Linked DNA regions of Homo sapiens: region 1 is linked to region 2. Evidence: chromatin loops called from intact Hi-C (ENCODE). Cell type or tissue: HepG2. All regions are shown on one strand. Links, peaks and the distances in the headings refer to the core of each region. The heading gives the core; the rest is flanking DNA. Region 1 has its middle 24 kb from the start of GATAD1. Region 2 overlaps AKAP9 (A-kinase anchoring protein 9).

What was found. Hi-C counts contacts between places; a loop is a spot of excess contacts. Peaks named below come from ENCODE experiments on the same cell type or tissue, not always from the same donor. Only the 100,000 strongest peaks of a DNase experiment are listed, where the experiment ranks them.
Region 1: a loop joins it to region 2, with 9 times the contacts of the local background. A loop is called at or near these places in 2 of 110 quality-filtered maps.

The regions. Positions count from the first base shown.
Region 1 is chr7:92,419,583-92,427,924 of GRCh38, reverse strand. It overlaps the pseudogene TMBIM7P. Among named protein-coding and RNA genes, the nearest start is that of GATAD1, 24 kb to the left of the region's middle. RefSeq lists a silencer at 3,079-3,198 and an enhancer at 4,456-4,956. In HepG2, for the core only: a CTCF peak has its summit at 3,169 (motif pointing left); a DNase peak (open chromatin) is centred at 3,194; H3K4me3 peaks cover 635 bases.
Region 2 is chr7:92,038,823-92,047,152 of GRCh38, reverse strand. It overlaps AKAP9 (A-kinase anchoring protein 9), which reads right to left. Exons shown (of 50, transcript NM_005751.5): 18 at 6,255-6,479; 19 at 4,967-5,107; 20 at 4,382-4,485; 21 at 1,940-2,145. Among named protein-coding and RNA genes, the nearest start is that of CYP51A1, 91 kb to the left of the region's middle. RefSeq lists a silencer at 4,824-5,118 and an enhancer at 4,824-5,118. In HepG2, for the core only: no CTCF peak of the experiment used is centred there; a DNase peak (open chromatin) is centred at 4,942.

The DNA.
Region 1 (8,342 bases), core at 125-8,124, 380 kb before region 2:
AGCATTCTTGAAATGATACAATTATAGGGATGAAAAATAAACAAATCAATGGCTGTCAGGAGTTAGGGTTGAGTGTGTGGGTGTGGGTGTTACTATTGTCAACCTAAATTAACGATAGAGAGAGAGGCTTCCTGCAGAGTGTATTCGGAAGTGGCAGGGGCATTGCCAGGTGGGATACACGGGCCATGATGGATGATGGAGAGGTTGGGATAAGAGGAAGCCTTTAAAAGGCAAAGAGAAGTCTATGTAAATTATTTTGAAACAAAGATCATTGGTCAAAGGGGCTTGTCACGGGAGCTGGTGCTAAGTCATTGGTGGAGACAGCCATTGCCAGGCAAGTGTTTTTGTGAGAGCAGCTTGGCTGGAATGCTGCGATCTTGAGGAATTTTTTGTGATATACCCTATTATAGACATGTGGGCAGGACACGTAGGGACATGTGGGGCATATAGAAATTTCTTGCGTGTTTTTAAAAGGTCTTTGGGCTAGTTCTTATCTCAGATATATGAGATCCCCTCCTTCATGACCTCTGGCTCCATTCTGGGTGTGACCTAAGTGACTCCATCTTGGCACTGGTGACTTTCACACTATACAGGGCTGGGGCAGTATAAGAGAGGTCTTTGTGCATGTTTTCTTGAAGGATAGACAGTTCTGAATCTTGATTGTGATGGAGGTTACAGGCATCTGCACATAGATTTGTGTCATAATTTGATGACATAGATGATATATACACTGTATCAATGTCAAATTACTGGTTTTGGTACTGTACTATAAATACATGAGATGTAATCACTGGGGGAAACTAAGTGAAGATTTCACGGGACCTCTTTATCTCTCTGCAACTTCCTGTGAATCTATAATTATTTTAAAATAAAAATATTTTAATGCCCCATAAGCTATCTGTGGATGGAAATGAGAAAAGTTAATTTTAAAAGCTAAGAAGGCCGGGCGCAGTGGCTCACGCCTGTAATCCCAGCACTTTGGGAGGCCGAGGAGGGCAGATCACCTGAGGTCTGGAGTTCGTAGACCAGCCTGGCCAACATGGTGAAACCCCATCTCTACTAAAAATACAAAAATTAGCCGGGCGTGGTGGCAGGCACCTGTAATCCCAGCTACTCGGGAGGCTGAGGCAGGAGACTCGCTTGAACCCGGGAGGTGGAGGTTGCAGTGAGACGAGATCGCGCCATTGCACTCCAGTCTGGGCGACAAGAGCGAGACTTTGTCTCAAAAAAAAAAAAAAAAACAAAACTAAGAAAAGGCAAAAATAATAATTAACATTTTTGTTTATAATACTATGAGATAAGTAAGATCATGGTAAGTATTACTATGATCTATATCTACATCTATTTATCTCTGTATAATATACGCTATGATATAGTCTGTGAAAGCAAATAACACGTGGTTTTAAATTATCCTCCAGCTCAGCATTTTTTGCCATACTTATTATACTTGATTGCTGTGGGAATCTCCCCCGTCAGGTGCCTGCAGATTACATTCTCCTGGGATTCTTTGTAAGTAAACCTTGACAGCACCTGTTCTAGTTCACCTCTGAAATATATTTTTGTCGCGTTATTAAATTCATTCATTTTATTGTGGAAACTCTTCCTGTGGAACAATACAGATAGAAATTACTTGTGAAACATTCTCTTGGCGGAATTTTGTTTGTAATGAAGTAGTAAACTTATGAGATGGTATCACACCCTTTGAGCAGATTAGGGGATCTGGGCATCTGGGCGACTTCCTGCTGGCACACTTGCCTCTGATGAGGGCACCTTGGGGAGCGCACTCCCGAGTCTGGGCTGCACTTCAGGAACAGTTAACCTGACTGTTGCTGGGACCCCTCTCAGGTGCAAACACATTTCGTTATGGAGAGTGGATTCCACGTCTAGTTCACAAAGTCGTGTGCAAGAAGTTTATATTTCTTTATTCTTGTAAAATGTATTTTATTTCTTCTTGAAGTCCCACTGGAAGCAGAACCCATCTCTGAGCGAGGTTCTCCCTCATTTCCACAGCTTGAGATGCATCTCAGCTCATGAGGGCTTTCCCAGCACCGCAGAGTCAGGGGCTGAGAGGGCTCTCCTGATTTAACTGCGGCTTGGTTCCTGGTCCCGCGTTCCGGGTTCCCCAGCGCCTCATTGTGGTGGCTTCCACTCACAAGGCTTCGCCACATCTGCCCATTTTCTGTCGTTGGTGCCACCCTAGACCACAGAACCCAGGGTGGCTCCCTTTCTTGCAGCCAATTCCTTTCTGTGCTGCCCACAGAAACCCCAGGATCGTGCCAGCTCTCAGCAGGTACCTGAAGCTCCTAGATTTTTCTAAACCTGAATAGAACTCGAATTTCCACCAGTTTCCCTGCATTCCAACTCAGGGCTTAGCTCCCCAAAGGTCGCAGGGCTCCTCCCCAGGGACCCGGCATCCTCCAGGAGTCAGGCGGGTCAAGCCAAACCTCTTGCCTCCCGGAGGTGTGGTCTCTCTGAAGCTCACAGATAGTAACTCCGAGAGTGTTTGGGTCCTCTTATGAAAACCCAGAACCGTCTCAGTATGATTCAGGAGATTGTCAGCAAACAATTCTTTCTTTTTTTTTTTGGAGACGAAGTCTCTCGCTCTTGTCGCCCAGGCTGGAGTGCAATGGCACGATCTCGGCTCACTGCAACCTCCGCCTCCCAGGTTCAAGCGATTCTCCTGCCTCAGCCTCCCGAGTACCTGGGATTATAGGTGCATACCACCACGCCCGGCTAATTTTTGTATTTTTAGTAGAGATGGGGTTTCACCATGTTGGCCAGGCTGGTCTAAGAAATCCTGACCTCAGGTGATCCGCCTGCCTCGGCCTCCCAAAGTGCTGGGATTACAGATGTGAGCAACCGCGCCCGGCCAGCAAACGATTCTTTTTTGGGGAAGGTTGGCATTTCTTCCCAAGCAGTGTTGATCATTCTTTCACGGGAAGATTTATTTACCAATTGATTTATTCCCCATCTGATTCCAAATAAGACTTGAGGTGGCTTATAAAAATATCCATAATATACGAAGATAAGATCAATTAATGGAGAAATCTGATGAAAGGAAAAATGGGCTAGAAAATAAAGATAATGGTTAGATTAGTGTACAAAATGCATCAAGTCCTATGCACGCGTCTGGAGCCTAGGTTTGGTTCTGCGCCCCCTGGTGGTCAAAGTGAGCAAGAACACGTGACCGTCGGTGAGACTCAGCACCAGTACGGTGTAGCGACCCTGGGGATTTACATGCTGGGAGGAATAGCTAGCTCCTGAGGCTGGAGAAGACGGGCTGCCTGCTGTCCACGTTTGGACATTGCCTCACCTGCCAAAGCATGGAGGAGGCTTCCTTAGCTGGTGTGGGTACCCTGTTCACTGCCCGGGCCAGCAGTGGGGTGTCCCAGTTCCTGCACTGACAGCACAGATCACACTCAGAACGGGGCGGGGCTGGAAGCCAGACAGAGGCGGGAATCTGGGAGCCGAGACGGTGGGGGAAGGGCGACAGGAGGGCGTGCTGGTTTCCCAGAAATGTTTGAGTTTTTTACTTAAAAATTTTAAATGGCCTTAACGTTTATTACAAGAGATAAAAGTTATTGGTCTCCAAGGAAGCTCTCATCTCTGAGGTTTTGCTGTTTATCTCAAAGCAAGTAACGGCTTAAAAGAAGAGATATTATACAGGGGCAAAGCATTAGTTATGTTTTCCAGACTTAACCTCATGCCCAAGGGTTAAAAGATATATGGGAAAAAGCCCATTTCAGAAAAGGAGTTGAGGGAAAAAAGGAAAACACATTTCACTGACAACAGCTTTTGTCCCATAGAATTTTGGCCTCTTGAGCCCATGTTCTGAGCTCTTGAAGTCTTCAGACAGTTGTGACTTCCACGGCCTCTTCCTATTCTCTCTTCCACTCTTTCAAAAACCGAAAGCCATTTTCTAGCTTGAAACCATTTCCTCTTCTCTCTCCCTGTCTCCTCCCAGTCGCTCCCAATTACACATACAGTCACACATTTACACACACAACACACAGTCACACACACTCCACACCCCCTCATGCCATTCGCACCACACACACCCCTTACGCCACATACACACACACAGTCACACACACACCACACATTTACACACACCACTCATAGCACATACACACACAGTCATACACACACCACACATTTACACACACTACTCATACCACATACACCACATACACATGCACACTCACACACTTACACATATTACACAGACACACAGGCACACACACCACACACACCTCACTCAAACTCACATATACACCATCCACACCACACACATGTACACCTCCTTCATGTGCTGCTGGAGCTGGAGAAATAGGAAGCAACCGATCCAGTATAAGAGGAAGAAAGTCATCTGGAGAGGAAGGCTGGAAGCAAGCACATTATTAAATATCATTTGTATGGAGACTAGATACACTGTTTTCCCTATAATGGAAATAGAGAAAGCCAACTTAATTAAGTTGTACAAAGTAGAGAATCAGGCAATTACCCACTGGGTTTGGAGATGCCAGAGGGGCAACCCAGGACTTTGGAGACTCCACTTCTTTCCCAGCCTCTGCTCCTGGCCATCCTTGGCCAGCGGGAGTTCAAAGCCTTCTCTCGCAGGCCTCGTACTAGGATGGGCCTTCATTTTTACCCCTGGAGACTGGAGGAGTCTTTCCTGGCTCTGCCCGTGGACCAGTGGGTCAGCCCAGTCTCTGGATTTGCCTCTGGCAGAGCAGCCTTGGAGCTGGGCATGCCTTCAGCCCTGCGGCCACTGCTCTGTTGTCCTCATGCCTTGGTGGGCCTGACTGTGGGCCTGGGCACAACCTCAGTGCCTTTCTTGGTCTCATCCTCCAGCCTGACTGCCTGCTGGCTCTCAGCCCCTGCCCCTATCCCACCTTTCCCCGCACCCCTGGCTCTATTTGGGTGATGACAGTCCTCCTAAGCCCAGGACTGCACCTGCAGACGCAGCTCCACACTCTGCTCTGCCAGTATCTGCCCTCCAGCCCCATCTCCGGCACTGGGAAGACCTTGTTTCTCATCCCATGTCTGAGGTTGGAAGGCTGTCCCTCAGGTGCCTTGGAAAGCATCTGTACCCAGAATGTTATGAAGCTTAGATACCGCATATCCTGTCCTGATGAAACATTGATACAGTGTGGATGGCCCCCTTTGATGAATGACAATATGGTCTACAAATGAACCTTTTTACCTTGGTTTCTACATTCATAATTAATACATGTTCAATTCACTGAGTATGTTAAAGTTACTATTGTGTTCAAAGAAATGTTTACTAATAAATAATTTTCTCTTGTCCATCATAGGGAGGATGTTACAGAAATACTGAATTCTATTCATTCCCCATAGTTGCCCTGTGGCTGTGTGTACCAGGCTGTGCATATTCCGCCTTGCTCCCTAGACCCTGCTCAGAAGCACACCCCTCAAATCACCTCTTCTGGATTCCGGGCCTCGCCCCCATGCCTCGGGAAGCAGGCTTCTGATTTATTGTGAATTTTGTTTTTAGACAGCTCTTCAAGGTCTGCAGCTAGGAGCCGTATCAGTGTGAGTCTTTGATACACATTTCCTTTGATTTGTGTGTGCTTTTCTCGGAATGTATGTGAACAATAATCACAGTCTCTGGTTTTAGTTTCTACAAGGCCGAGGAAGTGTCATGGGCAACAGCTGCAACCACTCTGGTGATGCTAGCACTCACTTTGTTTGCTCTACAAACAAAAGTAGGTATTATTGAAGGGAGTGTGCCAGGTATGTCCCTTTGTCCCCAACCCATTTTCCTATGCCTTCCCCTGCTCTCTCAGTCCTGGAGGTCTCACCTCCAGGGCCCTCTTGCCTTAGGGCTTTCCATGGGCTTTGGCCAATGGGGAGTTCCAGCTGGAGACAGGAGGCAGGAAGAGAGAGGTACTGATTCCTATGGCTTCCTCCCAATGACAAGTTCCTCTTGGGCTAGCGGTGTGCCTTAGCAAGATTCACTGCCTGTCACAAGGTGGCCAACTCAACACAACCTTCTGGACTCCTGTAACTGCCCCCTCTCCTTTCCTCTTTGGGCCTGGGGCTGGTAACAGCTCTTTGGCTGGCTGCCAGACTAGCTTACTTCACTACCCGTTCTGGTTGCCTGCAGACACTTCTGTGGAGAGTTCCTTTACAAACAAACCCTCCTCAAATCATCCTATTTGAGTGTGTCATCTGTTCCTTGCTGGGGCCCTGACTGATACAGGGAATTTAAAAATTTAAAAGTTGTACAGTTTACCAGGCTCCAAAATGCCAAGATGTCCCAGAGAACATCTCATAATTTGAGATTATTTCAGTTGAATTGTGAGATGGCTCAGCCTCTGTCCAACCATAGGGTGTTCTTGAGATCTGATGCAGCATTTCCTGCGGCCCCTCCTTTCAGTCCTGGTCAATTTCCTTTTGTAAAGCATGGGCTGGCCTTAGTTAGGTAAATAACTTACACAGAAGGGAGTGCATTTCCCAAGCTGTTTGGCACACATCATAAGGAAGATCTTACACACATGCAGAATTTTAGCATTTTCCTAGTGGAAAAAGAAGTGTCAGAGAGACAGAAGGATCTACTAGATATTTAGTTAAACTGTATCAAAAGTTAGAGATTCAACTTTAATTCATGATGAGATCAGTATTTGCCATCTTAAAGCTGGCCATTTGTAGAAACCAGCCTATTTGTAAATAGATAGGCTTCCTTGCAATGAGTAAGGTGGACCACTGTTGAATGCACAGACTCCTTAAGCCATTTAAAATCCTCTAAGCTGGCCAGGTGTGGTGGCTCATGCCTGTAATCCCAGCACTTTCGGGAAGCCAAGGCGGGCGGATCACAAGGTCAAGAGATCGAGACCATCCTGGCCAACATGGTAAAACCCCGTCTCTACTAAAAATACAAAAATCAGCTGGGTGTGGTGGCGTGCGCCTGTAGTCCCATCTACTCAGGAGGCTGAGGCAGGAGAATCGCTTGAACCCCGGAGGCGGAGGTTGCAGTGAACCGAGATCGTGCCACTGCACTCCAGCCTGGTGACAGAATGAGACTATGTCTCAAAAAAAAAAATCCTCTAAACTGCCAGAATACTTTTTAAAAAGCCCATTAGTATTTTAAGTCACAGGTAACCTATGACCTGGGTTCAGGGGAGTGAATATTGCATTGCAAAGCATTTTATTTTATTGTTTGTTTATTTATTTATTTTTGAGACAGGCTCTTGCCCTGTCACCCAGGCTGGAGTGCAGTGGTGCAGACATGGCTCATTGCAGCCTCTGCTTCCAGGGCTCAAGTGATCCTCCCATCTCAGCCTCCCAAGTAGCTGGGACTACAAGCATTTGCCACCACACCTGGCTAATTTTTAAATATTTTGTAGAGTAGGGTTCTCCTTATGTTGCCCAGGCTGGTCTTGAATTCCTAGGCTCAAGTGATTCTCCCTCCTCACCTCCAAAACTGCTAGGATTACAGGCATGAGCCACTATGCCCGGCCAGAAAATATTTTAAAGATGGTATTCACATTGATGACTTTGAAAGGCAGCTGAACCCATGGTCAACCACATTCTTCTCCCTTATTATGTATTGGAGATGGCAAAATTCAGTCCAACCACAACCCAAGCAGTGTAGAGGAAATGTAGGAACACAATGAGTCTTGAGTTTTTTCATGAACCCCAACTGTCCACTTAGCAGGGAGAAAATTAACTAAATGTCCATTTGGTTTAACTGTAATTGGACCTCACAGTTGAAGCAGTTCCTTTGGGCTGGGTGATAGTGTCATGTGGATACAAAACACTCAGCTGCTCAGCCTCCCTGTCTCCCTGCCTTTCTCTCTAAAGTGGGGTCTGGGAATATGGGATGTGACTGTGGTTTGTGTGGGCTCTTGGCACTGGCCAAGAAGGGGACAGGGCGAGGATGGGGTGGGGATGCTACCGTCCACCATTGTTCCTGAATGACTGTCACCTGGACCCCAGAGTGACTGCCTGCTCTGTGGGCCTCTGAAGCTGACAACCCACCACAGGTGTGACTTGGAACCTGCTCTCTCTTGGGCTTGGTCAGAGCTGACAGGGCTCCCCACCTGAATTTACCTCACCCCAGTTATCCTTCCTTAATGATGTCACATCTTCTTTCTGCCAACAAGGAGCAAGCCTTAGGGTTTCATTGTCCTAAGCCAGATTTACTGCTCTCCAGACCTGGGTTGTCCAAGAGAAGTATAATGTGAGCCACAAATGCAAGTCATATGTATAATCTTAAATTTTCTAGTAACTACAGTAAAAAGTCAAAAGGGACAGGTGACATTCTTTAGATAGTATATTTTATTTAACCATATAACTCATAACCATATATATATATA
Region 2 (8,330 bases), core at 331-8,330:
TTATGCAAGAAAATAGGCTAGTGGATCAGAAGTCTTTTTAGGTCTGCTTTCTCATGGAAAATGAACATAAATATAATCCTCTGTGCTTGAGTTAAATTATCCATTTATTCCCTTTTATGGAGACAGTGCTCTGGAAGTAAGTTCACTGTCTTTCAAGGTATGTTGTCTGCTGAATACTTTGGCAGCCATGTTGAGAAGTATCTAAGAGAACTGCTAACAACAACAACAAAAGCACAAAATACATCTGTAATGCACAGAACATTCTCAGAGTCTCTTCTGAATATGGCAGTCAACCTGGTCTAGGTCTTACCAGCAGAACAGCAAAATCCCTCCCTAAATGGTTAAGTGAAACAAGCTTGTGAAATAATTGTTTTTTAAAAAGCATAATTTGATAAACACTTTTATCAGACCAAGAAAATGTTACCTAATTCTTCTCTATAAAGATCCATATGCAGAAATAAAATAGCCGTGACTGAGAGCTTAACCAAGAGTGAAGTTAATTTGAAAAATCCTTCCACCAAGTTTGAAAAGAGTGAATTTGAAAGCAAGGTTTAAAATTCAGTATTATTTCAGCTCTTAATTTACTAAAAACAATTTTTAAAACTATCTTTGAACTCAGCTAAGGTGTTTAAAAATCAGTTTTATTTGCAATTCCAAATCAAGCTTTTCTCTGTACCTAGAAACACACTACTGGCCAACTTATAATTAGGCAAACCTTCCATAAATGGGATAATTTCTTTTCATTTCTCCACATGAAATTTAACAAACAGAATTCTCTCAAAAATTACAAAAACTGGCATTTTAGGTCTGCCTCTATGGGAGAAGTGCTTGAGTGTGGAATGGTAGTGAACTGTGGGCTTGATCTTGTGAGCCAGGAGTCCACATCCTATGTTTCTCCATCTCACAAAACTTTTCCCCTCTTTTGATTTCCTCATTTCCCTCTCCTACAAGGAAAAAGAAATTGAAAAAACAAGAGACAATGGAGTTCAGCAATGTGATGGGAAGAAATAGAAAGAAGAGGCCGGGCATGGTGGCTCACGCCTGTAATCCTAGCACTTTGGGAGGCCAAACCAGGGAGATCACCTGAGGTCAGGAATTCAAGACCAGCCTGGCTAACAGGGTAAAATCCTGTCTCTACTAAAAATACAAAAATTAGCTGGGCATGGTGGCATGCACCTGTAGTCCCAGCTAGTTGAGAGGCTGAGGCAGGAGAATTGCTTGAACCCGGGAGACAGAGGTTGCAGTGAGCCCAGACTGCGCCACTGCACTCCAGCCTGGGCGACAGAGCAAGACTCTGTCTCAAAAAAAAAAAAAAAAAAAAAGAAACGGAAAGAAGAGCTGAATCCACACAGCTGAAGGAAGACAGAGTTACGAAGACAGCTCTGGCATATCAGGACCTAATCTCTGGATCCATACACATTGTGTAATATTTCAACTCACTTTTTCAAAAGGAAGAAAGAATCTAGCAAAGGACAGTCCAAAGGTAACACCAAATCTTGGGTTTCTTATCAAGACTTTCTTCTAACCATTTCAACAGGTACATGAAGCTGGTGCTGGGTTCCTAAAAAGTCTTTATTTCTAATCTTTCCTTAATCTATAGGATGGTTTCAGGATGTCATCCATACCTCACAGATACTGGTAAGAGTACTAAGTGCTGATATATAAATTTTCTTTTATCGGTGGAGAAATGTAACAGCATTCTGGTTTATGTAGGCACTGTGGCAACCCTGGGTAAATATAATGACAACTCTATGATACCCACTTGCAAATGCTATACAATAATGGTGTTTGAAAAGAGTTGCTCTAATGTATTTCTGTTTGAAGGTCCATTTGCTGGAAAATACTTATTTTCTCTTCTATATTTTCAACACATGGCAAAATGCCTTGAACTCAGCAGATTTGTTGAAATGATTGTTTCCACAACACAGAAAACTAGTACCTCTTGTATGTTCCTCATGGACACATGACTTTACAGATGCCTCTGCTTCTGACCTCCAAATTAGGCTGGCAGATGACTGGCTTTTACTAGATCTATCTAGAATCCCAAGGACATGGCGACCAATTGTTTCTTCAACAGCTGCTGTTGTCTTTACAACTTCTAAGAGGATCTTCAAAAGTCTATTATTAGCTTTCTGGAGTGCATACCTGTATAGATAAAGAAGCACTGATTAAAATGTTTAATATTTTTGAAGCAAACACTTTGCTTATGTCCACTAAAAAGTACACTGCAAAATATTTGATTTGAAAAATAACAGATGATCCTTTTTATTAAAATACCCAATAGCATCTACAATAAAGTGCTTCTTGTTTTTTATTTGTAACTATATTATAAAATGATTTGTTTTTGTCTGAAAAATTTTGGCCAATTAGCTTAATCATACCATTTTTTAAAATGTACGGTATTTAATTGACTTGAAAAAAATAACTAAAGTCTTAAGCCAGTAACTAGGTTAAGAGAAAATCTTGGGAGACAAAATTTAAGTTTTAAAAAGTATGGTAGTGCCAAAGCATATGCAAGTTATTGAGCTTGCTGCCCATGGTTATACATATGTATTTTGCACATTTAAATCTTTCTATATGTTAAACATAAAAACATATTTTGAAACATAATTTTAAAATCACACCAGAAAAAATTATGTGGTAGTATTTGTACAAGTTAATGGTAATGAGCTGAATGTTTAAATTACAAAAAGTAATAGTTAGGCAGCGATGTGTTTTTAAAAAGGTCTGTAATGAAATTTCACTATCTGTCAACACCACAGAGAGTATCATAGGCCGTTTTTATTACATCTGCTCCAGGGACAGAAATTTCTCAAGTTACACTCACCACACTCATTTAAGTCGGCAGAAGAAACCTGTTTTCAACTAGAATGAATTTGGTGTGTCTCTCTTTTTAAAAAGTAATCCTTATTTTAAAAAATTTGGAAAATACTGCTAACCACTCACCAAAAAACCTCAGCAATCACTATTACAATTTTAATGCCTGTATTTCTAGACTTTTCCTCCTGCCTCTCTTATAAATATATACGTATTTTAAAAACAAAAATGAGATCATCCCGAACAAAGTGTTTTTGTACACTCTCTTTTTTGCTTAACATGAACATTCTACCATGCAAAGAAAGCTACTTCCATAAATGGTGATTCAGAAGACTGCCTGATTAATTTTCTTAAAAACTAAACAACTCTCTTGTCCTAGCAACTCAGTTCAACAAAGGCACACTTTATACATGCAGACAAAATAAAAGATTTTCATGGTAAAGGTCTTCTGCCTTAAGACAGTTTTATCTTTTAGCTTCACACTGTAGGAGCTTGCCAAAAATCAGGCTAAAGGATACCTGTTTCACAGGCACATGACATATCTATTTTAAGACAAGATAATAAATGGAGAAGTTTTCCGTTAGTATTTGTCAAGTGAAAGAGACGGTTCTATTTTTGCACCTAGATCAAGTTCTCTGCTTATATAATCAAGAATACTAAAAATAAAACTAAACTAATTTAGTAGGAAGCCAAGGGTTTTATTTCCTTAACTTGTTCTGAGGTTTTGTTTAAGCCCCAAACCCCAGAACTAGAATAATGTGAAAATATTTCTACTTAAGAGAAATGATTAAAATTAATATGGTGGTTAAAAAAAAATACTCATTTTATTGGCACTTACTATAAAAATTCCTAGAAATTAAATACTGCATAGTTTTCAAAATTTACCAATTAGAGATAAATAATATAAAATAAACAAAGTGTTTATTTTATATTGCCGTGGTAACTCTAATTTTCATACACTGTCTTTCTTGTTTGAGTTCCATACTGACTGCGTTCCATACTGATGATCCAATGGGGAAGCCAAAATCTTAGGGGCCAAATTCCTCCATGCAAGCTGAGGAAGGAGGTTAGGAGGACACAAGAGGGTTGACAGTCACAGAAATTGGAAAAGGAGGAAATTAAGAAGTAAATATTAGTTTTAATTTAAAATTAAAGAAATTATTTTCATTTGAACAAAACAAAGTTTAAAATATTGTGCTTAAAGTCTTTAATACTAATGTAGGATAACTATTCTCACTTAATATTTCACATTTTTATATTAACCTCTACAAAATCAAAGTAAGGAAAAGTTTTGCTAACATCAGGTGATTAACAGTTAAGTATGTGATTAATATCCAATCAAAATTTATATAGAAAAGATTTTTTTAAAATGTTATCTATTTAATGATGAAAAACTGAAAATCCTTTACATACTACACATACATGGACATGTTTCATACACAGATGGTATGATGATTTTTAAGACAAAGTATCAATGTACAAGATAAAAATAAGGACAAAGTCTATTACATTGAAACAACCATTTTAATTTACTTTGCACTGAAAAAGTACACATTTTGTATACCTTTCATTAGACAAAATCTCAGGAGGCACATCTTCAGGTTTTCTGTCTAATTCCTTTTCTTTAAATGTTTGTTCTTCAACTTCTCCTTGGTTTTCATTTCCATTCTGTTTAAGTTTGTGTAAAGGAAGAGAGGAGAAGACAGAAAGAAAACCTGTCAACTTGGAAACAGCATGTCATTCTTCTATATTGGTATGAGATAAAATAGAAACCTCTGTGCACAAAATTGATACTGGTTGGTATAATATTTAACTACACTCGAGATTAGTGTTATCAAAAGAGGATAAAACATTCTCGTACACAAATAAAAAATTTTAATGGGTTCAAATTATCCATGCTGTAGTGCAACAATAAAGTTTGTTAGGTTCTCTTTGGTGAAACAATACTTGCTGTTAACAGAATGTCAGATTCAAATTACCTTAAATGAAATGTAAGGCATTTTGACTCCACCTACCTTACACACATGCAGTCACAAATATGTTAAGCTCAGTACCTATAAAAGAATACATCTCATACCAACAACAAAGACAAACAAATCCTACTGAATTGGTGATCCATTGCTCCTAGGTGGGGCAAAGTCCATACTACCTGTGTTTGCGTACTGCTGTTGCGCAGCTCACAACACAGCTTCTCTCTTCCAGCTAAAGACAGCTGCTTTAGTGCTTCCAGCTCCTCTAAAAGCACCCTCTCTCTCTCTGAAACCAGGTTTTCATTATCTATGGAGGATCTCTAAATAAGAAAAAAGGTCATGAAAGAATACTGTTTGTGATAGAGAAAAAGGGTAGAAATATTAAGCAGATTTCTTTTAACCCCCGGGACCAACAGGCCCTGGTTCTACTTATGATTCATATTCCATCGTAAGGGGTTAAAAGTATATACAAAGATCAATGCAAAATTTAAAATATTTTTTAAAAGCCAATTAAGTCTATATATTCAGGAATTTGTGCAGTTCAATTAATTTTTGTCAATTTTGCATTGAAAATTAAGAAGTTTGAATTCACAAAATGCAATGAAGAAAAGCAAAGTTAATTTTTCCAAATAATGTTTTATGCTCAGCTCCCAATTATCTTATTATTTTATGTTTGAAAGAATACTGTTAATAGTTATCTCTAGATATTTATTATCTCTCTTAGCTTCAGTTTTCAAAATTAAATTCAATAAGTTTTCATAAGAACTTCTACATAAATATTTCTTGCTTTTCTGCAATGGTTTTGTGAGTATATTTTATACAGCAGTTGACAAGAATCCAGCTCCCAAATACCAAGAAGTATTTAAATTTAGTCAAGAAAGGGATAAGAATGTTAAATAAATTTGCATTTCTCAAATCAAGAAGAGATGTTTCCCTGGAAAGAGTTTCAGAAGCATACTACTTCCGATTTCCATTCATGATTAAAAAGATGGATTAAAGACAGATAAAGGTAAACCTTCGAGATGCTAATTGGTGGACTCACAAAACTATAAATGAAGATAGTAAAACTGAATGATAGTAACTGCATAATGGAGCACCTCAGCACAATGTTATTTCCAAAATGTCAAAGTGAGTTTGCTATATATGGCTAATGGAATGATTTAAAAGAAAAAAACAAAACCGTGTAGCCACTTTTCCAGTGCTTGAAAAAGGAGTTAAATAAAATGACAGAAAGACAATGCCCACTCCAAGGTTGAGATAGGTGTCCCTAACAAGATCTAAAGCTGCTGTCTTAGTATAGAGTGTGTTCCTGATGCTAAATATATGTAGTTTATTCAGATTTCGGCAAAAAAAAAAAAAAATTATGGCTACATAAAAAATACTGTTGTTTTAATTGGGGATCTGGTTCAAGTTGGTGTTTGGAAAAAAAAATAACTGGGGAGAGAAAGGGGACTACAAGACCCTTACCTGGGCTAATTGTCTATTAAGTCTCTTAATCTCTTCTTGTAGCTGTTCCTGGTCTTCTCGCTGTCTCTCCATTTGCCGCATATGTGCTTGCCTTAACAATTCCGTTGCCTGTTGATGTTCTTGGTATTGTCGTACAAGTTCCTGTCTCATATCTTCCAACTGTTCTTCATTCAACATTAGTTGTCTAGAAGCATCCATGCTTGACACTGAAATCTCATCATGAATCTTTAATAGTAAAAAAAAAAAAAAAAACAATTCAACCATAACACATTTTGTAAAAATCTGTCAGCATTAATATTGTAAACAAATACGAAAGCAATTCTATTCCTTATCCCATAAAGCATGTGATATTTTATTATTAAACAAAAACATAATTTTTAAAATGGTGTTTTTCTTAATTACAACTCTAAAACAACATAAAGCTACTTTATCATTATTTTCCAAAAGCAAAACAGCTATTTATCAATTAGTTTAGACTTAATCTAATTCTAATAGAAAAAAAAGAACTAAGATACTTAAGATTCCTTCTACTCTTAACGAAGCTATAATGCCATTATTCCTCTTGACATTTTATGAAGGGAAAATAATATCCATGGAATATTTATATTTTAAAATTAAATGTATGAAACATGAGAAACTACCCATTTAATTTACACAGTGGTTATCACAGTACTACAGAGAACTACTGATAAAAAATAATTTTCAATACATTTTATTTGAAGATAAAAGCTTTACATTCCAGAGTCTCACACTCATAAGAAGTCAACTCCTTAATATGTTCTACGAGTACATCATTTCCTGGAGGAATGTTACTTATACAAATAATTTTGCTTTGAACAGTTGCTGGTAAATTAAAGAGGTCTTGAAGAACACCTAACAAGTTTTGCATTCCATAAAGAGTTGGCAATTTTATTTTATTTATTTTTGAGAGGGAGTCTTGGTGTCACCCAGGCTGGAGTGCAGTGGCACCACCTTGGCTCACTGCAACCTTCATCTCCCCAGTTCAAGTGATTCCTCTGCCTCAGCCTCCCAAGTAGCTGGGATTACAGGCATGTACTGCCATGCCCAGCTAATTTTTGTATTTTTAGTAGAGAGGGGGTTTTACCATGTTGGCTAAGCTGGTCTCGAACTCCTGACCTCAAGTGATCCACCTGCCTCGGCCTCCCAAAGTGCTGGGATTACAGGCATGAGCCACCACACTCGGCCTGGAGTTGGCAATTTTACTTGAATATTAGTCTGAACAAAACATAACCTATCCTGAATATTAATAAAAAATTTTAATTCAGATAATGTTAAAAGAAGTAGGATTTATTACTTTCTGTTAAAGGCAGTGAACAGTTGAGGTACAGACACAGAATGGATCTTCTATTAATAAATAAGTACATAAATCAAGAATTAGGATATAGATAGTAAAATCTTTTAGTCTTCCTAAATAGGTAGCTATTTCCTTCTAATGTTGTTATATTTAATTAAGCAAATCTTTTATTCACAGATATTACCAAATTGTAGTATAATTAATCTTGAATTGGTTGAAACAGAATTAATGTACGTACAACTTACAATGGGATTTTACCAGGTACAACATCTTTAAGATAAACAAGAATACTATGAACCAGACTTGTTTTATTTGATACTAATATTAAGTCACTTATCCATATATCTTACAATTAATAAAACACATTAACAGTGTGAACTGGCTGGGCACGGTGGCTCATGCCTGTAATCCCAGCACTTTGGGAGGCTGAGGAGGGTAGATCACAAGGTCAAGAGATCGAGACCATCCTGTCCAACATGGTAAAATCCTGTCTCTACTAAAAATACAAAAATTAGCTGGATGTGGTGGCACGCGCATGGAGTCCCAGTTACTCAGGAGGCTGAGGCAGGAGAATCGCCTGAACCTGGGAGATGGAGGTTGCAGTGAGCCGAGATCATGCCACTGCACTCCACCCTGGCGACAGAGTGAGACTCAGCCTCAAAAACAAAACAAAACAAAACAACGTGAGTCATAAGACTGAATTTGATATTTTCCTCCTCCAAACATTAAGCAGCACTATTGCTAATATTTTTAAAGTGAAA